Linked DNA regions of Mus musculus: regions 2 and 3 are each linked to region 1. The links are chromatin loops, found by intact Hi-C in ENCODE. Cell type or tissue: left cerebral cortex. All regions are shown on one strand.

Region 1 (8,000 bases):
ATGGAGCCCATGCAGACAGAAAGCCCAACCTCCTTTCAGAGAGGTCCTCCCCAGCTCACTACAGCCCCCCTTCACTGCCCTTAACCTCTGGCCCATCACAGGAAGGTTCAGTTGTATGCTGTGCCTTCTCATGAATGGGCCTGGGGTGCCATGGCTCTCCTGCTGGTCCTATCTGTGCAGTCTGGTGTCGGGTCCTGTAGTTTAGATACATGCCACATTGCTTCGTGTAAAAGCCCTTACTAATGCATGTCGCTTCCTGCTGGAGTTACGAATGGGAGTGGAACACCACGTACCCCTTGCCCTGCCTGGATAGTGCCTGGATAGGTGGCACCCTGCGGGCCTTGATCCAGCCTTCCCTTTCCTGTGTGTGTACATGCAATGACTGAGCTGCCAAACCATCACTGTGCACTGCCACTACTGCCCCTCGCCTCTGCATGTTAGAATGCATTCTGGTAAAAGCCGGACCCTTCCCACAGGTAAGTGTGAGGCCAAGCCAGAGACACAAGGTATCACAAGAAGCAAGACTCGGGATGAAGTCAGAATGTCTGGGGTCTGGTCTTTGGTTCTGGTTAACCTGTGTGGGTTTGGAATCCTCTCCCCGTCCCCAAGCCTCTTGCCTTATAAAGGTCTTTTTGTAAGGTTACAGAAAGTCCACAGTCCCACGAGTCAGCGACGTAGCCTTCCAAGGGGGAGACTGAGAGGATGGCTTTCCTATTTTCCTTCCATCTGCTCCTAACTCTGAGATTCCGGAAGCTACTGTGAAATCAGGATGGGGAAGGAGAGGTCACAGCCTAGGGTGTTTGCCCTTGTCCCTCTTTGAGGAAAGGACTGAGGTTCAAACCTATATAATGCCAGAAGTGGAGCCCTGAGGGGGCCTTCAGCCGGAGGGTAAAGCAGGAGGACTTTCTGGCAAGAGACAGGCACCCTCTCTGCCTCCTGTGCTTCCCTTCCCCTGGGAAAGATCCGGTCCTCTCCTGAATGTTCATCTTCCAGGCATTGCTCCTCAGACTGCCCAGTGTTGTGTTTGTAGGAAGATGTTTCCTCCTAGGAGAGAAGAGAGCAAGCTCTCATGGGGTTAAAGAGAGTGTGAGTTTCCTCAGGCTCAAAACCTCTTCCTACACACTGCTGTGTCACACTGTCCCTGCTGGGATGACAGGAGTGACACCCCTGAAAGACTCAGATGCTGTTGGGGGCTGTAACGAGAAACAGTCTTAGTTTGGAACCAACCTACCCTTCCTGCCTCCAAGTCCCCAGGCTAGGCCCAGTGTGCAGTGCAGGGGGACCCCAAGGATCAAAGCCACTCCAGACGGTGTCAGAGTGGGTGCTACTCATGGTCAGTCTGGCAGGGACGAATCTTACCCCAGGGTAGTTCCCAGCCACCACTCTTTAAGTGTGACCTTCCATGAATGGCCACACAGCCAACTTCCCCTGAGACAGGCTGATCGTCAGAGTAGGGCTGCCAGGGTAATCTGAATCTTGCTGATCTTCCTTCCATTGTCTCAGAGGCTTTGGGAGAGCAGCCAGCACATGTGAGTGAGGGGCTGTACCCCAAGGGCTGTGCAGGCACCAGGATCTCGGGGTCCATGGCCACCCCTGTGGCAAGGCCTTGATAGCTCCAGCCACAGTTGCCCCCAGCAGCCAGCTTTGCTCAGCAGCCAGCAGTGAGGCTCTGACGTTGGTGGATGCTGTGCGAGTGGGATAGCAGCTGTTTCTTCTTGCCTAAACAGCTTTCCCAGTCCTTGCCCCTCCCACACCCCCAAACAGCAGCTTTTTCAGACATTTTGCCTCAAATGCAAATCCTCTTTGTTCCAAATGGGCAGTCTCTGCCTGAAACAGACGTCAGCCTTGCCCCAAACTTGGGCGTGTTTCTCTCTCCCCAGGATGCCTGAGTCAGCGTGGCAAGGGTGTGTCTGCCTGCAGTCTGGCACTGTGCCCTGGCTCCCTAGAGAAACCTTCTCTCTTTCTGGGCGTTACACACAGCAGGGTGTGGCCAGCTCTCTCTTTGCTATGCCAGATGCTAATGCCTGGTCCTTCTGCTGCAAAGTCTCCCCCAAGTTTCTTGTTTCAAGCTCTATGTTCTCCAGTCCCCTGTCCCCCAATACCGATGGACTCAGGATGAGACTCAGCTAACATTCGGGAGCACCTGGGAAGTGGGTGGAGAACTGCCTACTTGACAGTGCCAGGGTCCAGGCCTCTAAAGTCAGCTCACAGGTCATACACATTGAAAACCACCTCGCTTGCTCTCTGGTGGCAGTGGGTCAGGCGGCCTCCTGTGTCCAAGAGAAGCCTCCACTTCCCTTTGCTTTGTCCAGTGCCATGAACCATATTCCCTCTATCTTGCCCAAGCTCCTCAGTAGACAACAGTTGCCCCTTGGAGTGTAGGATTGAGCCTCTCTGCTTCCAAATCCCACTCCTGGCAGCCCCTCACCATCTCCTGGCCTGCCATATGCCAGTCTGCCTTTCCTTCTCCACCCTACACTTCTGGTTCAGCAAAGCCTCTCCTTTGGGGGAACTGTCGACCCCAAGGCTCCGTGGTCTCATGCATGTCTTTGGCTGCTTTTCGACTCAGCAAACGGATTCTTTCTCTTCTCTTGCAAACAACTGTTTTCAGGTACCCTTCGCAAGCTATCTAGACAACCCTTCTCCGTCACAGCCCAGGGGCCAAGACGTCAGGCACTGGGGAGAATAAACATCCCGAACTGCTAGGGTTGCTGCTCACCCTGCCCTCACCTGGCACTGTTTGGTTGCCTAAAGCATCTAGCAGTGTGTCTTTTGTGGTGCAAATCCCATTTCCAGCAGAGAAGAGAGCAGATCATACCACCTTAACAAATTGGCCACATGCCTGATGTAAGCTGGGCACATCTCATTTAGACTGGGAACCCAACAGGTGATACTTTCTTCAGCAGTCACGGTATTATGCGCACATAAACACACCTGGACTGAATAGAAAAAGCATTGTGTTTGGAGCTAAGCAGACCCATCTTCTACCTTCCATTGTTAGATATATGGCTGTGGGCAGATTTCCTGTTCCCCGTAATCTGTAAAACAGAGAGCCTGTGAGGCTTGCGAGACAGAATGTGCATAGAGAACTTGGTGCTTAGCACATGGTCAGTTAGGTCCCGTCATCCTTACCTTAACCCTTCATCTTTGAGAAGAACCTTCCCTCATATGGACTCTAACATTACCACGGTTGTAGACAGCAACCAGCCCAAGGCCTCCATCCTTGACACTCCATCTATGTACGTTCTAGGCTCCTGTCCCAGAACTCATCTCACTGCTAACATGAAGCAGTCTGTTCTGAGGTCCATCCATGCCCCTGGCTCTCACCAACATTAACAGTAGAGGGAGAGTTCTGTCAGCAGGGTTCTTTTGCTTATGGGTCCATCGTAATTCACTGAGCATCTTTAGGAAGACCCTGTGGTCCTGGGCCAGGGTATTTTGGCCTGTGGAATTAATGGTCTGTGTGCAGTCCCCCACACCCCCTGCTGGCTGATCCTGGAAATGCATCTTTAAAAGCCAAGCTTATGTGACTTACTTGACTTTGCAAGGCTGTCAAGATTCCACCAAGACTCCCAGGAGCCAGGAGTCTCTCCTTGTTTAGCCTCAATCCCAGGAGGTCCTACAAGGCTCTTCTGAGTGTCTTTTCTTTCCATAATGTCCCCCAATCAGCAGCCAATTCCCTTCTCAGACATCGTGCCAGCAGCTGGTACACACATCTTCCCATCAGACACCTCTTCTTGTGTGTTTTAACAAATCAGCAAACCAGCCTCTACCGCAGGCAGTGTGTCCTCCTATTGCAGGCCCACCCTGCCCGCTGGCCCCCTCTTAGGGCCTAGACATCTGCACTACCTTCCAGCCTGACCCCCAGAATTTCTTCCAGGTAGCTCTACATTCTCCTTCAGGCTCCCTGGGTGATGTCCTGTGATGGACACCCTCAGTGGTGCAGAGCCTGAGTGTTCCTGATGATCAAAGCCTGCTGGCTGAGTGTATAGAAGTCATCAGGGGCTTTGGCCACCTCCTCCACCCAGTGTCTAGGCAGAACCTGTCTGTCTTTAACATGCACCTCTGCTGGATGAGAAGCAGCTCTGAGCCCTGACTAGAGGCTTCTGGCACTTCTACCAGAGACTCCTCTGCCTGACAGTGCAGTGGCTCTCCCCTCAGACCGCTGCAGGCTTCCAGGGAGAACAAGGGAACTGCCACCTCTTCCTGTCCCTTCCCTAGTTTATTTAACCTTGGAACCTTTCAAAAGAAAAGGAAGGAAGGCAGGAAGGCAGGAAGGCAGGAAGGCAGGAAGGCAGGAAGGCAGGAAGGCAGGAAGGCAGGAAGGAAGGAAGGAAGGAAGGAAGGAAGGAAGGAAGGAAGGAAGGAAGGAAGGAAGGCAGACAGACAGGGTTTCTGTTTGTAGCCCTGGCTGTCCTGGAACTTGTTCTGTAGACCCAGTTGGCCTCAAACTCACACAGATCAGTCTGCCTCTGCTTCCTGAGTGCTGGGATTAAAGGCATGTGCCACCACTACCATTGGTCCTTCTGTCCCCAGGCATCCACCAGCATGATCTCTGGCTCCATTTTTGGATGGGCCATCGTTCAGCTAGCTGTTTGCTGGGAAGTCCTTGGTGCTGCTAAGCCTAGAAAGAGGCAGTAACTCATTTAGCAGCACTGCAGGTCTCAAATCCATTCCATTTGGAGCTAAGCCCAGGGCGCTCCTTTGGTTCCCTGACCACCTGCATGCCTAGGCCTACCCTCAAGGGCTTGGTTTGCCTCCCTTTCAAATTTGCAAGACCTTCTTGGGGGGCAGAGAAATAATGGCGTGGACTCTTGCCCTGACTCTGCTAACCTACTGTGTGACCCCCAGGTTGTCCCTCAACTTTCTGGATCCCAGTTTTCTAATTTCTGGTAGGACTGGCTGATTCAGCTGCTCCCCAAGACATCTTCACAGTCTCCAAACGTCCAAGAATTGTCCTCTTGGCTCCCTTTGCGGGGACTCCATCTGTCCCTGCTACCTCCAGCCTTCTCTGGTGGGACCTGCTTTCCTCATAAGGTCTTCATTGCCAACACTACCTCTGTCCCCCTCCTCCTTGAGACACCAGCTGCTAGTAAAAGACCCCGGGGGACATTTCTAATCTCAGCTGAATTCCAGAGACCTCTGACATACTGCATGCAGTACTGACACTAAGCTAGGAGGCAGCTCCCTCTCACTCCCTGTGGACTTTGTTCAGTGGATCAGAACCCCCTTTCTGCTTTGTTTCTGCTCACCAGGTCTAGGTAAAGTCTTCCTCAGAGTCTTCACAAAGCTGTGAGATCTTTGTAAAACTCCTACCATGAATTACCAGGACCTTCCACTAGGAACATTTGTTGTCCTCAGCCCTAGCTAGTGACTTCAAAGACACCTTCTCAAGTCCATTATCAAGCTCTGTGAGCTTCATAACAAAGTCTGAGCTGCCCTGAAGGGCTCTCCCCAGTCGCCACAGTTCCCCTGCTCCTGTCTGGAGCTCTGGAGTATTCCTACTGAAAACAACAGAGGAAGTAGCGGGGGGGGGGGGGGGGGGCCTTGCCTGCCAGCAAGCAGCTAGAATTTCCCATTAAGGGTCACCAAGGTATCCTGAGAACAACTCCATACTCTAGGAAAAGGAGTATTTGAGATGGTCGGGCTGACTACACAGTCACTGGCCATGACAGCTCAGGAGAACTGGGAGGCAGATGGGTTTGGCAGGATTAGGATCCTAACGGCCAACATTCCTATCTTATTCTGAAAAGCTTCAGATCACCCATAAAGTGGTCATGGGTACCGCCTTACAAGCAGACATATCAGGAAGGTTTAGTGACTTGCTGGGTTCTCGCCTGTTCCCAGACTTCATTCCAGGTCTGTCTGACCCAACGCCTGGGCTTTGGGTGTTAGAAAGGATACAGAGGGGCCAAGTCCTATGGGGGAGGGGTGGGTCGCTGAGGAAGGAGGTTTCCTTCCCTTTCCCATGCCCTACTCCTCCAGAAGTTGGCCAGACTTCCTTGGGAGCTGAAGAAAAGACAAACTCGGGGAACCTCTCCACCCTCTCCTGCATCCACCTCCTCCCGGCAGATCTGTGTGTCTCCCCTGTCCAGGAGGAAACTATGGACTTCTGAAGCCAAAGCCTTCCACCTCCACCCTCATTTCTGGCTCCTCCCTCTCAGGTCTTGACCTCTGTGTGGGCTTGGAAGCAGGATGCGCTGAAATCCACTCCAAAGCCAGAGAAGAAATCTTTGCCGTTACTGGAAAGCCCCGTGTTTCAAAGCTAACTTGTAACGAAGCCAAGTCTGCTCAGAAGACCCAGGCTCCAGCCTGGGTTAGGTCTCTGCTTAGTGTGCAGCAGCAAGAAGTCAGCCCTAGCTAAATGTATCTTGATTTTTAAAGGCCACTCTCTCAAAGAATTAAAAGCATAGGAAGCAAATGCAGGCGGGCAGAACCTGGGAAAGGCACAGCAGAAGGCAGGTTGTAACCGGCTGGTGGCGTCCTGCCTGGCACCGGTGTGACATCTTCTCTCAGGCACCAGCCCTCTCCTGGCTCGTCTCTAGGAGAGGCATGGTGCTCACACTTTTGCCCTCTGGATGGAGTTCCCTCTCCTGGAGGATAAGAAAGTCCCACCATACTTGAGGCTGGAGCTGAGAGGTGGGCCATGAGAAGGGGTTTCCCATTTGGGTTGGTGACTGCCTCCAGAACTTTCAATCCAAGGCAGAAGGTAGGCTGCAGGGGCCACGCGACTCCAAACTGAAGTCTGAGGTCCCATCCCATTCACATCGGCTCTTTCTCCTCACTAGAAAGTAGCAGTGCAGGCATTTCAGAGCCTTTGGAGCCTTGGGGACCACGCTTGCTCATGGCAAACATTGAGACATAAGTTCTTCAGCATACATACAGCATAGTAGCCTGGCCAAACCCTCAAAGGATTCTAACAAAGGAATAAGAATAGCATAAAATGCAGCCCTGCCCTATTCTGTAGTACATACTCCTAATTGCTTTGTATACCCACTGACTATAGAACATCCCAAAAGCCATTAACCTCTGAGCGTCGTTTTTCTCATTAAATATAGAAATGTTTGGTCAGAGGTTTCCGAATGCTTCCAGCCAGCTTTCCTTTTCTTTGAATGAAATCTTACCAGGACCCTGGTCCTTAAGAGCTTATTTATTAAGCAGTACCAATATGGTGGGGACACACCCAGCTTCTCTTGTCTTCTGACCACTGCCTTTGAACATCCCCTTTGAACTTAACATTCCATAGCACCCCCCTCAGGCAGAGCCCAGCCGTGGCAGCTGTTGGAAGTACCCAGTTTTATCTTAAAGCTTCAGTTTTACGTCCAGTGATGTGTCTGTACCCTCAGCTAAGCTCCCAATGAGAAGAAAAAGGCCTGCCCTTTCCCAATTCCTCCCTGCTCCTCCCCAATGTTCAGAGCATCCTGTGTGCCCGTTGGGGATGCCTGACACCTCCCCACCTCATCCTGAGGTTACCAGCAGTCAGCCACAGGGATGATGCTCTAGCTTCATGGCCCCAGTGAAACTGCCTTCTTTGGTACCCAGTCAGAAAATCCTCCTATTGTTCTTGCCTCAAAGGGGCCCTGTATGAGATATCCAGCTAGGAAATGGGGGTACCCTTTCCCTTTTCATTGGCACCTAATCCCCACAGCCCAGACCTGCTTCCCTTACTTGGCTTGGTCTGCGGGGAGCCCACACAGAGGTAAACTGCACAGCATTTCCACGAGACAGGCAATGGGTGATATCAGAACCCCTGCCCCATCTAACAAGTTCCTACCAAGTGACAGGAAGAGGGCTTGTCAGAACCTGAAGGGACTCCATTTGTTTTATATGGTAAGGGGATCACTTCTCAAGTTTTGGGGGAAGATAGAGTTTAGTTAAAGGTGAGGGAGACCTATGGCTTTAGTGACAATTTGAAGGTTACGGAAGAGTACTCGCTCAGCACCCTCATCCAGATGGCTTGTAATGTGTCCGTGCAGTAAGCCCGTTCTACAAAAATGGAA
Region 2 (8,000 bases), 340 kb after region 1:
AGCCAAGGTTACACAAGGGAAACACTGTTTCAAACACACACACACACACACACACACACACACACACACACACACCACATTACATGATGGGGCTGGAGAGACAGCTCAGTGGTTAAGAACACTGTCTGCTCTTCCAAAAGACCCAGGTTCAATTACCAGCACCCCTCTGACAGTTCACAATTGTTAACTCCTGCTCCAGGGAATCAATCTGACACCCTCACAGAGACATACATGCAGACAAAACACAGATACACTAAAATAAAAAATGGTAACTAAAAAATGTTACAAAGTATCCTATGAATATGTACAGACTCTGTATCCACTTAAAATTTTAAAAATCAAATCAGGTTTTAAAAATTAAAAACAAGGGGCTGGTGAGATGGCTCAGTGGGTAAGAGCACCCGACTGCTCTTCCAAAGGTCCAGAGTTCAAATCCCAGCAACCACATGGTGGCTCACAACCATCCGTAACAAGATCTGACTCCCTCTTCTGGTGTGTCTGAAGACAGCTACAGTGTACTTACATATAATAATAAATAAATCTTTAAAAAAAAATTAAAAACAAAATACAATTACCAGAACTAACAATCCCTTTCCTGGATAAGTAACCAAAGAAAATTAAATTATAACCTTGTAAAGAAATCTGTTCACTAATAACAATTGTAGCATTATTCACAAGAGCTAAAATATGGGACCAACCCATCTAGGTTGTGACCTTATTAATGGTTGCTCTTATGACATTACAGAGTCTTTTGAAGCCAGGGCATTGCAGGTGCCAGTTCCTCTATCACTGAATAGCCATGGCTTCAACAGACAAATAGAGAAAGAGAATTAGACATACTGTAAATTATTACTCCTTAAAAAAGGAGATCTGTCACATGGACAGAACCAGAAGACACTATGCTGAAAAACAACCCTGACATTGCAAGAAAAATGCTACATAATTGCATTCATTGGGAAGTTAAATCCAAGCACACAGCTAGAAATAAGACGGGGCATGGCAAGAAACCAGACTTTTCCCAAAGAATACAAAGTGGGAGATATGGAAGAGTGGGTAGAACAGAGGACTGTGGGTAATCAAAGACTACTGTATCCAGGATTGTGCCCAGTAAGTTCATCTTAGCAAGTCTTATAATTTACATTTGTCACTTTAGTAACCATATACATTATTACTACCTATATGCATCCCATAATATGTGACTAACCTAAAATATACTTAGTAAGTTTTTTTTAAAAAACATTATTTCTGTGCATGTGTATGTGTATAAGTGTATGCCATGCCTGTCCGTGGGTACCCAGAAGGCATCTTTCCCTTGGAGCTGGAGTTACAGGCAGTTGTGAATGGTCTGAACAGGGTGCTAAGAACTGAACTGAGTTATCTGGAAGAACAAGATGTGCTCTCCTTAATCCCTGAGCCACCTCTCCAGCCACCACATTAAGGTTTAAGAAAGGGGAAAAAAGCAGGCATGGTGATATATGTCTTTAATCCCAACACTCAGGAGGCAGAGGCAAGTAGATCTCTTTGAGGTCAACCTGGTCTACAGTGTGAGTTCTAGGACAGCCAGGGATACACAGAGAAACCCTGGCTTGAAAAACAAGCAAACAAACAAAAGTCTGATGTAGTGGTCCAGACCTGTGATCTCAGCCCTTGGAAGTATAAGCAAGCACTGAATCAGCAGTTCAAAGCCAGAATCAGATACATTTGAGTTTGAGGCAAGCCTGGGTTACCTAAGACCCTGTCTTTTAAAAAAAGAAAAAGGAAAAAAAAAAAAAGAAAGAAAGAAAGAAAAGAACTTGTATATATTATGATTTCTAGTCCAAAAATCTGGAGTTCTTCCTTGCCTTAGTGCAAGATTCACCATTTAATTTATATTTTTCCTCTTTTTTCGCAATCTTCAACAAAAGCTCTCTTTACTCTAGAGTAGGCTTCACCATCATTCTCTCAAGGTCTCTTGTGACAAAACCAAGTGTTTACTGGACACTTACTGCTAGCCCCAGCAGTTAATAAATAACCAGATACCTAATGTCGGAAAAGCAACCTTCAGCAAGTTCACAAAAACAGACCTTTCTCTCTCCTCAGCAGTCCCCAACACTCACTCCCTAAACAAAAAGCAAGGAATGTAGCCCAGATGTTATGCACACTTTCGGGCTCCACACTTAGGGGCTCAATTCCCAGCCCTCTCTCCCAAACAGCAAAAGGGTGCTACTCTCTGGGACGACACTTGGCAAACATTCCCACTAGTTAAGCATTTAAATCTGCACGGCCAGAACAGGTGGTCTGACGGAATATGGAATAGGGTCAGCACACAAGAGCCAAACTGAAAAGTAACTTTAGCGCCAGGACGGATAGGTAGGCTGTTAAAGGGTAGAGCAAGCGAGCGCTGGCGTAGTAGCTGAGTGGTGCGGCGCTTGCCTTGCCTGTGCGATACCTTGGAAGTGAAGCCGGCGGGGTGAAAGAGAAAAAAAGACAGCATTTGGTGTAATGAGGAATGCGCTGAATTAGAGGAAACCCTCTAGGCCAGGTGTGGTAGCCCAAGCCATTAATCCCAGCACTCAGGAGGCAGAGGCAGGAGGGGATCTCTGTGAGTTCAAGATCAGCATGGTCTACAGAGTAAGTTGCAGGACAGCCAGGGCTCCGTGGAGAGACCCTTTGTCAGAAAACAAACAAACAAAAAATTAGAAAGAGACCCTCTCTCTGATTTGACCAATCACCCGTGTCAAATCTTGCCACAACCGAATCACCACCAAATTGCCAGACAAGCGGCTATGCTGGGTTTCTGAGGTTGGACTCCTCAGGTAGCCCGTGTCTAGGCAGAATGATGCCAGCAGCTACACTTTTGAGAACAAGGTCAGGTCAGGACTTGCCGCCAAACCTAGGAATGCAGCCACCCCAGGCAGTCTATTGCAATTGCACATTGGGCCGGGCATGTGTTTCTCTGGCTTCAGGAAACCAGTCTTCAGATTCTAGGAGCCCGTGTCGATGTCCTCTCTTCCCGCAAACCCCATCTAAGCACCTCTCCTGCAGAGCCCAGGCGCTTGGGGATCTGCACGCCCTGCTCTGAGCCCACCACCACTATCACTGGCAAGTACTTACGCAGAAACCAGTTTCCCGTTCAGGATTCCCGCTGGTGCCATGGCCTTTGCTAGTCTGCCACCCACGGTGAACACCAGCAAAAATCAGGTTCCAGTCGCTCCGCGCGCGCAGGACAGCACAACCCACGTGCTCAGGGACCTCCCGGGAGAAATCAGCTAGTGCGCCTGCGTCGCGCTCAGCAGCGAAGGTGCGCAGGCGACCCGGAAAGACGTCGTGACCCGCTGACAGAGGAGGCCCAGGAGCGTCTGCGGGAGCCGGTGGGCCCAGGCAGCAAGAGGGTTGTCACCAAAGACTGGTTGGCGGCAATGACTGGCTGCGGAAAGAGCCTGTGTGGAGCCCGCCTCTGATGAGCCGGGAGCTTCCCGCCTCGCTTTTAGCCAATCAGAGATAGTGTGTAGGGGGCGCGGTGGAACTGGGCGGAGTCCGGGCAGGAATGGGCCTGTCTGAGCAAGTTTGCGTGACCTAGGTTGCGGCGACAGAGTCCTGCAAAGCAGTGTGATTTTGGATCGTACTGGCTTCTCCGGGCAGGATCTTGGAGGCCTTAAGCTGATTCCGGCTACTGACCTGGAGCAGGCAATGCGGCTTTCCACGTTGTCATAGGCCCTAGCTTTCAGAGTGTGGTGGGGAACACCTGGGATAACTGCCTCTCTGTTACCCTCCTAGCAAGAGTGAGGCTATCCTTAACGAGGCAATTGTGTCCCTCTGGTTAGCCATCTGCGGAGGAAGCACTCCAGGGAATTGCTTTTCCACCAGCCAGAGTAGAAATTTGTTTCCGGGGAAAGAGATTTCAGAGATCACCTTGCAGGACTGAAGCCAAGACAGTAATGGACAGGTCCACACCTCGACCTTCACTGTTCAACTCTATATCAAGTCTGACTCTTTACTTAAACCTCAGTTTCATATTAGAACTCAGAAGATAAGACTTCTCTTTGTCCCTCTTCCCAATGTGGCCGTATTGAATAAATCTCCTTTTTCTATATCTTACCATTACTTGTTTAATCGACTTATTAAGGATGGTGACTAACCTGGTTTATTAGATTCTCAGAGCCCAGGGTCTGGCTCGCAATTCTAGTAACAGCAGGGACGATCAATCCACAGCCTTGACATAGAGACAAGTTCGCTACTACTGAACCCAGCCTTCCATAACTAAAACCTGCTATCCTCCCAGGGTTGAAGCCCAAAAGCAGGCTCAGCCCAGCAGCTAAGAGGGACCTCAGAGCAGAAGCGTGGGGCTTCATCAGCGTGAAGGGAGCAGAGTTCAGGACGAGTGATCCTCTGGTCTCAGCGGACCAAATCAGTATTGAAGCAGAGACTACTTTGTTCATCAGCTAGATGCCAGCAAGGCTGGCATCCCTCCCCATTTGCCCTGGTGCAGAAATGAGTTTGGCCATGTCCTCGGGAGCCTGGTGGTAGAGGAATACATCAGAGCCACTGCCTTGACTTTGCTTTTTCTGCCGCTGGAACTGGGCTGGATTCTTACTGTTGGGTTCGAGGTACAAGCCGAGAAAACTTATTTCAGACTCAGGAAGCTTAAAAATGAAAGCTTTATTCTCTGAGCGCTCAGGAAGGCAGCCAGTTCAGGACCTGAAACATGTCCCAGGAAGGATACTGTACAACATTTTAAAAGGATGGGAACACAAAGTGAGAAGTGAGCTGGGGTGAGCTGGGGTGAGCTGCAGTGTTATCCAATTGTATTTTGGTTGACATTTTGGCTTAAGCAAGGGAGTACCCGCTGGAGACTGGGTGAATCCAAGGGACCTGACTTCAAGGTCCTTAATTCATTCTCCTGAACTTTAGGTCTGGAGCTCAGAGTGATAAGGGGACAAAGGAGCTGATCAGCTGCATGTAGTTAACTAGAGCAGGACAGGTGATTGGTTATATATTTTTATAACATATGTACCTTGGTTTAGAAAAACAGCAATTTCTATATTCTTTACCTGTTAACAGACAGTTAAGAAAACATTTGGAGAAGTGGGGTAGGTGTTCGCTCCTAGGTTGTTTGACCCTGCCAACAAGATGGAGAAGTTGTCCTTGAGATGGCTGGATTCAGACAACTGCCTCCTTACAAGCTGTCCCTGAGATGTCTGGATTCAGACAGCTGTTCACAGCAGAAGCTGTTCAGCTATAGGGAAGTCCCAAGCTGCCCTAGGGCCTGGTACATTGGATTTAGTTTTTCCCTATAAATGCTAATCTGTAAACAAAATGTTAGTTTTTAGAATAAGTTTCTTTGGCTCCTTCCCAACATTACCGTTGTCTGGCTACAGTTTCCCCACATTGTTCTACAGATAAGTCCTTCCTTAGAACATCACCACATGGCTATGGATTTAGCAACCATTGTTAGAGTGGCTTGTTTCAACCAATGGCAGGACATGTGGCTGCCCCCACCCCCACTTCCCATCCCCCACCCCCCACCCCAACCTTTCTGCCCTAGGAATTAACCCAGGGCCTGGCATGCTAGCTAGGCAAGGGGCTTCTACCAGCAGCTAAGTTCCCCCATGCCAGGGCACAGTTTGCACTGAATTTGTTGTTGTTGGGCTTTTTTTTTTTCCTGTACTAATGTGTGTATTTTAGTTTGTGACTTTTGCCTGAAATCTGGGATTGTTTTACATTACATCCATATATAGTTAGATAATCTCTGTTTTATTTCATTAGCAGTTTAACTCAAGTCTAATATGTAGACTGAAAGAAACATTTTCCCATTTTAAAGAATGCAAGTGTATGGTTTTTAGTTTACAATGTTTACATTTACAGAGCTGTGTAACTGTCACCATGATATAATTAGAAAATTGACACTGTCTTCATTGTTGGTTGGGGTTTTTTTTGGGGGGGGGTATCCAACCCAGGGCTTCTACTATGGTTAAACATGAGTTCTACTAATAAACTACAGCTCCAGCCCCTCCTTTACTATTCTTGGGGGGGGGCTTTTTTAAAGACAAGGTTTCTCTGTGTAGCCTTGGCTGTCCTGGAACTTGATCTGTAGACCAAACTGGCCTGGAACTCACAGAGATCTGCCTGTTTCTGCCTCCTGAGTGCTGGCATTAAAGCAAAGAAAAAGAGAGAAAGTAGTTCTGGCTCAGTGGTTAAGAGCTTTTGGTGCTTTTGAAGAAGACCCAGGCTTGGTTCCCAGCACCCACACAGCAGACTATAACCACCTACAACTCCAGTTCTAGGCCACCCAACTTCCTCTTCTGACATCCATGGCTCCTGCACACACAAATTATACATACACAAATAAGGTTTCTTTTCTTCTTTCCCTTTTATCTTTAAATATTTATTTATTTATTATATGTAAGTACACTGTAGCTGGCTTCAGACACTCCAGAAGAGGGTGTCAGATCTCATTATGGGTGGTTGTGAGCCACCATGTGGTTGCTGGGATTTGAACTCAGGACCTCTGGAAGAGCAGTCAGTGCTCTCAACCGCTGAGCCATCTCTCCAGTCCCCAGGGATTTTTAAATGCAAGAAAATGGTTCATAGATTGCAGTTAGTGTTTCTGAATATTGGATTTCAAAGAAGATTTTCACTAATTTAGCTACTTTGTTGGTGAGAAAGAGGCCCAAGCCTCATTTAACAGGTAGGGAAATGGTCTTAAGCCCATAAGCCCAAGGCACAAAGCTATGACTAGGTTAGGCCCCGAACCTTGATGCCTCATCCCTAAGGTATTGCCTCTGCCCTCTAAGCAGACTGGTTTTCAGCTCTGTATAACCTGTAAAATTCATTCATCGAGCAAGTAACTGTTGAACAGCCATTTCCTGACAATAATTCTGCTCCAAATGCTGACAGCACCTGAGAGAGCTGAGCATCACAGTAAATTATATTCTGGTGGAGGATACAAACATCGATTAAATATGTAATTTTAGAGATGAAAGAATAGCCATGTTATTATTTATTTATTTTTCTGCGCTAGGGACAAAAGCTAAGATCTTGTACTCGGTGGGCAAATGTTACACTGGTTGCTAAGTGACACCCCTAGCCCAAAGACATGCTATTAAAAAAAAAAGTCAGATGAGCCAGTGTGTTAGTAACTTTTCTGTTACTGTGATAAAACACTATGACCAAAGCAATTTATAGAAAGAAGGTTTTATTTGGGGCTTATGGTTCCAGAGGGTCCATCACTATCACAGGAAGCATGAGAGCAGCAGTGATGAGCTCACATGTCAAACCCCTAACAGGAAGCAGATAATTCACAGGAAAAGGCAAAAGGCTTTAAAACCTCAAAGCCTTCTCCCAGGGACATACCTTCTTCAACAATACTTCCTAATCTTCCACTCACTGGGAAACAAAGTATCCAACCATCTGAGCTTGGAGGGCTTTCAATCCACCACAGTCGGGCAGAGTAGTATGCACCAGGGAGGCAGAGGCAGGTGAACCTCTGAGTTTAAGGCCAGCCTGGTCCACAGAGCAAGTTTCAGGACAGCCAGGGCTTCACAAAGAAATCTTTTCTTGAAAAACAACAAAAGGAAAAACCAAGGAACTGAGAGAGGGAGAGAGGGAGGGGGAAGGGGAGGAGGAATGGAAGGGAGAAGGGGAGGGGGAGGAGAAGGGGGAGGGGGAGGGGAAGGGGGAAGGGGAGGGGAAGGGAGAGGGAGAGGGAGGGGGGAGAGGGAGAGGGCACTAAAAGGATAGGTGCTCATATCAGAAGGGGATGGGAAATGATATTTTAATGTTTTTGTTTTGTTTTTTGTCTACTTACACTGTGGAAGGTTGAAACTCACACAACACACGTGCTAGGCAAGCACACAACCAATGTTCCCCACGCTCAGTCTAAGTGCCCTGCTTACAAGTGTAGTAAGAGAAGTTTCTCTGGGCATCTGGTGTGAGAGAAACCGGACTCAGAGGGGGGCTTGGAGTGTGAGAGAGAAAGCAAGGACTTGGCCTGAGTGACTAGGCAGGTAGAACTGCCATTT
Region 3 (8,000 bases), 310 kb after region 1:
AACAAATAAGCTATGATACAGCTGCCCCCTCTCCCACTCTCTCTGTACAAAGTCAATTGAGGATTAGCAGAGCAGAGGGGAGCCACACCTCTGACCCCAGGCAGGACAGCACACAGACAACCTCCTCACAGCAGGCTCACTGAGCCCGGGTACTTGACATAAAATGTGCTGCAGTTGGTTCTCTGTCTGGCACCACTCACCTGGAACATAATTGATCCCACAGTCTATGACCACAGCCCCAGGCTTGATCCACTCCCCCTTCACCATCTCAGGCTGGCCTGTGGCAACCACCAGAATGTCTCCTTTATTTACCTAAGGAGGGGAGGGATCTAGACTTCAGAAATTAAATAATCAAAACACGCAAATACACACACATGCATGCATGTACACACACACACACACACACACACAGAGACACAAAAAGGAAAATCATGAGCTGTGATATAACATCTTTAATTATCAGTAACACTTTCAGGGATACTGGGTAAGGCCTCAAATGCAAACCAGAGTTTCTGCTGGCCCAATCCCATGCCATACTCAATCCTACACATGCCAGAAGCCCCCTTCTCTAGGTATTTTCCCTAACAGGAAAGGCAATGAGAACCAGTGAGGGTGAAGAGAGCACAGATTTGGAGCCAAACTTAGGACAACATTCCTAGTGATGGAACCCTCGTTTATGGAAGGCACTTGCTCCCACCATCAACCCAGGACAGTTTGAGAATATTAAAGAGGGGGTACCAGGCCTCCATCTTGTTCTCTGCCCGCAGGACACAGCCATGTGACATTTTGGACTCAGGGATCCAACGTAAGGATCAAGAATAAGCTGCTGAAGCTAAGAATGTAGCTCAGTGGTAAAATTCTGCCTATTCTAAGGAGTTCAACCCCAGTCTAACAATAATAAAACAAAGGACAGCGAGAGATGCCCACTGTTCAACCTCGTCTGGAGTACCTCCATCCAAGGCCAACAACCTGCCCGGGAGACCTGTAAATGGCATAATTCCACTGCTAAACCCTGTCTGTCACAGGGCATGCTGGTGTAGAAAGTGCATGGTCAGAATGTCAGAAAGATCTGGATCAATGCTGGCAAGCTTGTGATTTGAATTTGTCCCTTCCTCTTGGACAATGAGACATGAAGCACAGCACAGTTACTGGGGTTAGAGAGCTAATGTCCCCACGCGTGCACACAGGCTGGACGTCTACGCTACCCTGGATTGCCTACCTCCTTGTCCAGATTGGCAGTCTTGGAGTGGCAGGTGGTCACCGTGGCATTGTTCCACAGAAGGAGGTCATGCATGGGTGCACCAACTATCTTACTTCGACCAACCACCACCGCGTGCCTTCCGGCAATCTGCACCCCTGGAAGAGAAGCCAGCACACATTAGAGATGGAGAAGCAGCTGCCCTCGTTCACACACCACCCAGATGGAAAACAGCAAAAGTGCACAGAAGCAGATCGTCTGCATCCGACAGAAATCTTCCTAAGAACGCTCCTACGCCAAGCACAGCCTCAGCTCCAGCTTCAGCCTGGGACCTGCCCACTGTCCTTCCTACAGTAGGGCTTGGGGTTCCGCTTAGGCCAAGATCTGTTCATTGAGTCATGAGGGAGTGGGAAGAAATCCTACACTCAAAAAAGAAACCTCAACACACAGCTAACAGCCATATGGAAGTAGCTATCAGACTAAACTACGCGGGCAAAACAGTCATGAAAACTACGGCATCTGGAACAGGGTCAGGGCAAAGGAGAGAATCAGATTAGTATCAGTACGACTCCCCAGATTCAGTGAGTTTATTCATACAGTTTCTCATCCAAAGTTCTGTCTGGCTTAGGGCCTGAACACAGGGTTATCTCCCGGGGAGAGATAATAGGAACTGCAAGTGGCTGGAAAGCCTTTCGCTGACTCAGCACCTGCACTCCTGGCACTTTGCCAACATCCCCCCACCCCAGTGCTGAAGACCAAACTCAAGGCCTCACTCACACACGCTATGCCTGGGCTCTTCCATGGAACTGCCCCAGGCTTGTGCTTCTTTTGAGACACTAGCTGGCCTGGATTGCCCTGAACATCCTCTCTAGAGCACAGGCAGGCCTTGAGGTGCTTTTTAGAACTGAAACCTGAATCCTACAGAGGTGACAAGTCTCTCCCTCGCCCTCTGGCCTGTGAGATGCAGCTATGACCGTCTGTCTAACATGAGAAGAGAACAGGGAGAAAGCTGCACAGGGTTACCCCGTTACCAGGAGGGGCCTGAAATGGGCCGCCCAGACAGAAAGGAGCAGAGTGCTCCGAAATACTCTGCCTGGCCACTCTACCCTGGCAAGGCTGAAAAGCTATGAACCCTTGCTTGGGATTTAAACCACACTTTGAAAAAGAACCAACTTCATCAGAAGACCAGCACTTAGAGAATGCTAACACCATGACTACACTAGAATTGAAGTCCTTGAAGTTTGAACGAATTGACAAGTCCATTGCTGGGTTGAATGGATAGGTCAACTACAGAACAACTGACAAGCATGCTGGAGCCCCTGGCTTTCATTCTCAGCACTGCAAATCACCCAATCAATTGACCAATGACAACTTTACTAATTAAGACTCAGCAAAGATTTGAAGCTACCTTAAGGCAACAGTAGCTTGTGGGACACCAGGAAGTCACGGGTGTAATAGCTCATGGGACTCTTTCCTATAAAGCTGTAATAAATATTGGCTAAACACACTGAAGAATATAAATTGTAGTTCTGAACTATCACAGCTGGGTCAAGGCTTCTGGCTTGGCCTTTGCTGGCCAACCACAGACAACTTTCATTACTAACTCTGGCCAAATGCCTCCCTTGAAACTTCTGACCTGCTTCTTTCTAACAGGACTCGTTTCTGTGCAAAAAATAAACTCTGCTAAAAGTATTTATAAGGAAACTAAAATACAAAGGTACTAGCTATGTACTGAAGTAATGTGGGGTGAATGTTCACAAGATCCACTCCAGCCATCTGTCTAGTGTTGGAACCACAGTTGACTTGGGGCTGGTTCCAGGGGCAGGAACCCACAACATTACTCACTTTGTACTGGCAGAATTCTCATTGGCATTTAGGAGTCCCACCCCCAAAATAAATTGCTTTGAATATACACAACCCTGGGTTCAAATCTTGGTTCTGCTATCTCTTAGGAAACAACTCTCTCTGGTCTGTTTGTTTGCTTCTTTTTGCTTTCAGTGCAGGGGGCTGAATCCTTGGTTTTGAGGCAAGTTCTCTTGAAGCCAACAGGAAGGCAAAGCTTCCTAAGAAAGAGCTTTCTAGATACGTGGCAATACAGAGGAAGTGGGTCGTAGTGGTCCTGATTCACAAAGAAGCTCAAGAAAATGCTGCACTGTCTCTCCAGCCCTGTGGAGTGCACATGCTGTAGTTAAGTTTAACTAACAGCTAAGGAAATCGGCGCAGAGCCAGTGTACTTGTGAAAACACCTGCAGTCCCAGGGTTTGGCAGGCAGAGGCGAGTCTTCACGATTTTCCTGCTGGTTTCCCTCACTCTTACCTGCCTCTTTGATGAGTTCCAAGCATCCCTTGGGTGTGCATGGGATGAAGCAGTCATTTAGATCACCTCTGGCGAGCTTCCCAGCACTGACGCTCGTCAACCTAAAACAGTCAAATTAGGAGGAAGGAGTGGAGCCTCTGTCCTCTAGAAACAAACACGCTATGCTTCCAGAATAGAATCATGCTCTAAATAAAGCCAACGGGGAGCACTCACCCATCCACATCCTTCTCGGGTGCAATGGCATTGATGACTGCCTCAGTGTTAATGGAATTCTCTGAATCTAAAGGCAGCTGCACTATGAATCCGTGCACAGAGGCATCCTCGTTCAGGGAGATGACATATTTTAACACCTAAAAGTAGTGCCACAGTTGATTTGTACTAATTAATCACAGACACTGAAAGGAGGAAGGAAAGGCTGTAAAGAAATATTTTCTGTCTGCAAAGTGTATCTCAGCCCCTGAAGTCCCACCAAAGCAAGCAGACAGGGAGACACCTCGCCATGTGCATCCACACGCTCACCTCGGACTCTGTGGATGTTCTTGGTAATTTAATGTGAGTGGCTTTGATCCCAATCTGCAGAAATAAACACAAGAAACAGGGAAATGGTATGAGAACCTGAGATCTGGGCCTGTGTGATGGTTTGTATGTGCTCGGCCCAAGGAGTGGCACTATTTGAAGGTGTGGCCTTGTTGGAGTGGGTGTGTCACTGTGGGTGTGGGCTTTAAGACCCTCATCCTAGCTGCCTGAAAGTCAGTATTCTGCTAGCAGCTTTCAGATGAAGATGTAGAACTCTCAGCTCCTCCTATACCATGACTATCGGGATGCTGCCATGCTCTCTCCTCGATGATAATGGACTGAACTTCTGAACCTGTAAGCCAGCCCCAGTTAAATGTTGTTCTTATAAGAGTTGCCTTGGTCATGGTGTCTGTTCACAGCAGTAAAACCTTAACTAAGACAGCCTGCCTCTCTGAAGGAGTGTGACTGAAGCAATGGAGTATCGGGTGTCATTTTGCCCTGTGTGTGGAGAATCAGCCCTTTTGTCACCATCACATTCAACACCATTCCGCAGCCTCTCACCTGCCTCTCAGGGAAGAAAACCATCAATGAGAACCACACAGGGAGAAATCAGCCGGCTAGGTCACCTGACTCTGCCTTGCCCAATAGTTAAATTAGTTTTGTGGGGAGGGCCACACAGGGCGAAGGGGTTACCAACGGGACCTGGGGAGGTAGTGAGAAGGATGCCAGCATCCCTGTTCTTGGCTTTACCTCTTCAGCAGCCTTCAGCTTCACATTTATATAAAGATTGGAATCATCTCTGTCGCCAACCTGGAATAATAAATACATGCAAATCAGACACTTAGGGAAAGGCAAAGTGTACAGAAAAACTTCTGCAATTTTAGTTTGGATAAAACGAACGTTTGAGCCGAGAACTTTTATGGAAGACAAAGGAGGGTGGGGAAGGGGAAGGCTGGGGTGAATATAAGTGGCTTCACTCTTTACCCTCCAGCTTCGATCAGTGATCCTCTGACAATGCCAAAAGGAAAACCAGGGGCTGGAGGCACCGGCATGAACCTGTAATCTCAAGCTCCCCGGGAGGCTGATGCAGAGCCTGCACTGTAAACAAGGCTATTGACAAGGATAACCCTGGTTACAACAAAAAGGGTATGCAGGTGTTGCCCAGTGCCTGCACTGTAAACAGGGTGAGAATGCTACAGGTTTCCAGAAATGTGGGAGGAGTAATAGATGAGTAATTGGAACTGAGAAATTATCATCAGTCAAAAAGACACTAGAGAGGCAGAAGTTCCCAAAGGCACCGACCACCCAGGGACAATGGAAAAATGCTCACCATCAGCCAGACGGTAGTGAAACCAGTAAGACGGGGCTACTGGGCTAGCTTATCAGAACAGACACCATAGGAGGAGCAAACCAGCGCCCACCTGACGGGTGTCAGTGTGGGAGCCTTTGTACCCTTTGAACCCTGACCCCATCACACTGTACACACTCTTCCTCATGGTCATACTTGTGATTCTTCATTGCATTAAGTTATCTGTAAAAACTTATTTCACAAGTGCCTCCCCATGTGTAGGTCAAGATCTCTCTGCAGTGTTTTGCTTCTCTCCGTTCTGTAGACGGCCAAGCATCCTAAAACCTCTGGCTGGGGCCCAGGAGGAACTCGAATCTTGGAGATTAAGCTGTGCTTTTCGGTCCTGCCTCCTGCATGCTGAGCCTGCAGGACGTCCCCAGCTCTAAGGGAGCTGGTTATGTAATCAATGATAGACTAGATGCAAGAATGTTTAAAGAACATTAGATTCTTGACTGGCAGTCAAGTGGGTGGGCGGTAGACTGGTTCCCCAGAACACATCTTAATCCCAATGATTTATCAAGAATGTTACTTAAGCATTTCATCTGGAGTGGCAATCCCTTCCTGCAAAGGGGTGGGGCCTCAAACCATCAGAGAGACCCAACAAGACAAAACTAAGCCCGATGTGTAATCACAGCATGTAGAAGGCTGAGGCAGGAGGGAGACTGATATGAGTTTGAGATCAACCTGGGTCTCATGTAGCCCAAAATGGGCTAGAATCTTTTATGACCCTTCTGCCGCTGCCTCCCACATGCTGGGGTTATAAACCCTGGTTCAGGGCCTTTGCAAACACTTTTTATAACAGCCAGACAGAGTGTATGTTAAAGTTTGATTATTCTTTTCTCTTCCACACAGGGTCTCAAGATACGGTCCTGGCTGGCCAAGAACTTGCTATGTAGACCAGGTTAGCCTTGAACTCACACACATCTGCCTGCCACTGCCTCTTGAGCACTTGGATCACAAGCATGCACCATTACACCATGGGGCACGCAGTTGTAATCCCTGCATTTTTGAGATGGGTACAGATTTCAAGGCAGTCTTGGCTGCCCAGCAGGTTCAGTGCCAGCATCTGCTCCATAAGACCTTGTCTCAAAAAAGCCACCAGCCAACCAACAACAAAACCCAAAACACCCACTAGCCATCAGCTTCTTCCTCAGAAATATGGCAGGTGCCACAGGAGGACTGGGGGCCCAGGCTCGGGAAGGCTCAGCTATCCATCTTAGGGGCCATGGTGAGGTCCCATGGTTCATGGAGCTAAAACAGGACAATGAGAGGATCCCCATTTCCAAGCTGGGCCATCTGGTCAAGAACACGAAGATCAAGGGCCTTGGTGAGATCTACCTATTCTCCCTGCCTATCGAGGACTCTGTGACCACTGACATTCTCTTAAGAGCATCTCTAAAGGATGCTGTTCTAAAGATCGTGCAGATGTGGGCTGCAACGGTCAAGTTGGACTTAGTGTTAGGTCCTTCGAGGAGGTAACCATATTGGCCAAGATTTTCATGGTCGTTCTGCAGAGAGGTTACTGTAGGAATAAAGATTGGCAAGCCCCATTCCCATGAAAGGTGACAACCATAGTGGTTCTGTGTCACCTGAGGCATTAGCATGATCTCTGTTCCTGTGCCCAGGAAGCTTTGATAGCCAGTATTGATGACTGATACACACCAGCCAGGGGCTATTCTGCCACTCTGGACAACTTCACCAAGGCCGACTCTAAAACCATGTCCAAGACTTACAGCTACCCCCAACTTCTGGAAAGAGACTGTGGCCACCTTGTGAAAACTCACACCAGAGCTCCTTTAGAGGATCCAGACTTCTGCTATGGCTACCACATATATTTTTTATAGCAGAAATCGAAGTAAGTCTGAGAAGAAAAGAAATAGAATGGAAGGGAGGGAGAGAGGGAGGGAGAAAAATCTAACAAGTATATACTTGGACCAGATCGTGTATGTTCTGCAGTTTGGTTTTCCAGTCTGGACTTAATTCACAGCTGTGCACCTCTGCCCTGGCAGCCCCACCCTGGCTGCAGGACGTCCTTTAAAAGCATGATGATGTAATGAGCTTGAGATCCTGTAGACTGCCCACCTGGCTAAATAGAACATTCTAAATATGAAGAGACCGTTGCCAGTTAAGAGCCAAAGAGACCTCTGGCTATCTTTCCAGGCTCCATTTGCTATCCACCTTCTATCTGACTTCCTCATAACCTTTAGATAAAACTCTAGAAATAAGCTTGACAAGGCTAGCCTCCATTAACCCTAGAACTGAGGACAAAGATAGTATCTAAGTCGATTTCCTTGCTTTGGTGTAGCCCATAAACGTGATGGCCCTATCTATGTACTTTGCAAACAAGTGGTCTGATAACTTTCTTTTTGGTGACTATAAAAGTTCATGTAACCTTTCCATGGTTCCTTTCAGATCCTTTGAATCCACATTTTCTGACCTATCACGGCTATTTGTAATTGGATCAGAATAAACTATTATTCCCTTAAGAAGAGTTGATTTATATGGTGACAAAAAAAGAAACAAGCAGGTTTTGTACCCAGGGCTTGATCGGGGTGCCAAACTCATCCCTTCTGAGTGGCTTTGGGCAAGCCCCTAAGATGTTTTTACTGTTGTGATAGCTTT

The links. Hi-C counts contacts between places; a loop is a spot of excess contacts. Peaks named below come from ENCODE experiments on the same cell type or tissue, not always from the same donor. Only the 100,000 strongest peaks of a DNase experiment are listed, where the experiment ranks them.
Region 2: a loop joins it to region 1, with 2.3 times the contacts of the local background. A loop is called at or near these places in 5 of 42 quality-filtered maps.
Region 3: it touches region 1 in a loop (2.1-fold over the local background); 5 of 42 quality-filtered maps call a loop at or near these places.

Annotation. Positions count from the first base shown.
Region 1 is chr12:76,587,891-76,595,890 of GRCm38, reverse strand. The region is part of intron 32 of Sptb (spectrin beta, erythrocytic); the gene reads left to right. Among named protein-coding and RNA genes, the nearest start is that of AI463170, 44 kb to the right of the region's middle. In left cerebral cortex, a CTCF peak has its summit at 3,467 (motif pointing left); DNase peaks (open chromatin) are centred at 1,175, 1,823, 3,428 and 3,759; H3K27ac peaks cover 2,422 bases.
Region 2 is chr12:76,250,638-76,258,637 of GRCm38, reverse strand. It overlaps Mthfd1 (methylenetetrahydrofolate dehydrogenase (NADP+ dependent), methenyltetrahydrofolate cyclohydrolase, formyltetrahydrofolate synthase), which reads right to left and starts at 3,406. Exons shown (of 28, transcript NM_138745.2): 1 at 3,094-3,406. The coding sequence starts at 3,134. In left cerebral cortex, no CTCF peak of the experiment used is centred here; a DNase peak (open chromatin) is centred at 3,359; H3K4me3 peaks cover 2,023 bases; H3K27ac peaks cover 1,004 bases.
Region 3 is chr12:76,276,244-76,284,243 of GRCm38, reverse strand. Mthfd1 (methylenetetrahydrofolate dehydrogenase (NADP+ dependent), methenyltetrahydrofolate cyclohydrolase, formyltetrahydrofolate synthase) reads right to left here. Exons shown (of 28, transcript NM_138745.2): 3 at 4,781-4,840; 4 at 4,034-4,087; 5 at 3,728-3,864; 6 at 3,515-3,615; 7 at 1,220-1,356; 8 at 201-312. Among named protein-coding and RNA genes, the nearest start is that of Gm40444, 4.3 kb to the right of the region's middle. In left cerebral cortex, no CTCF peak of the experiment used is centred here; DNase peaks (open chromatin) are centred at 1,541, 2,987 and 3,523; H3K27ac peaks cover 1,784 bases.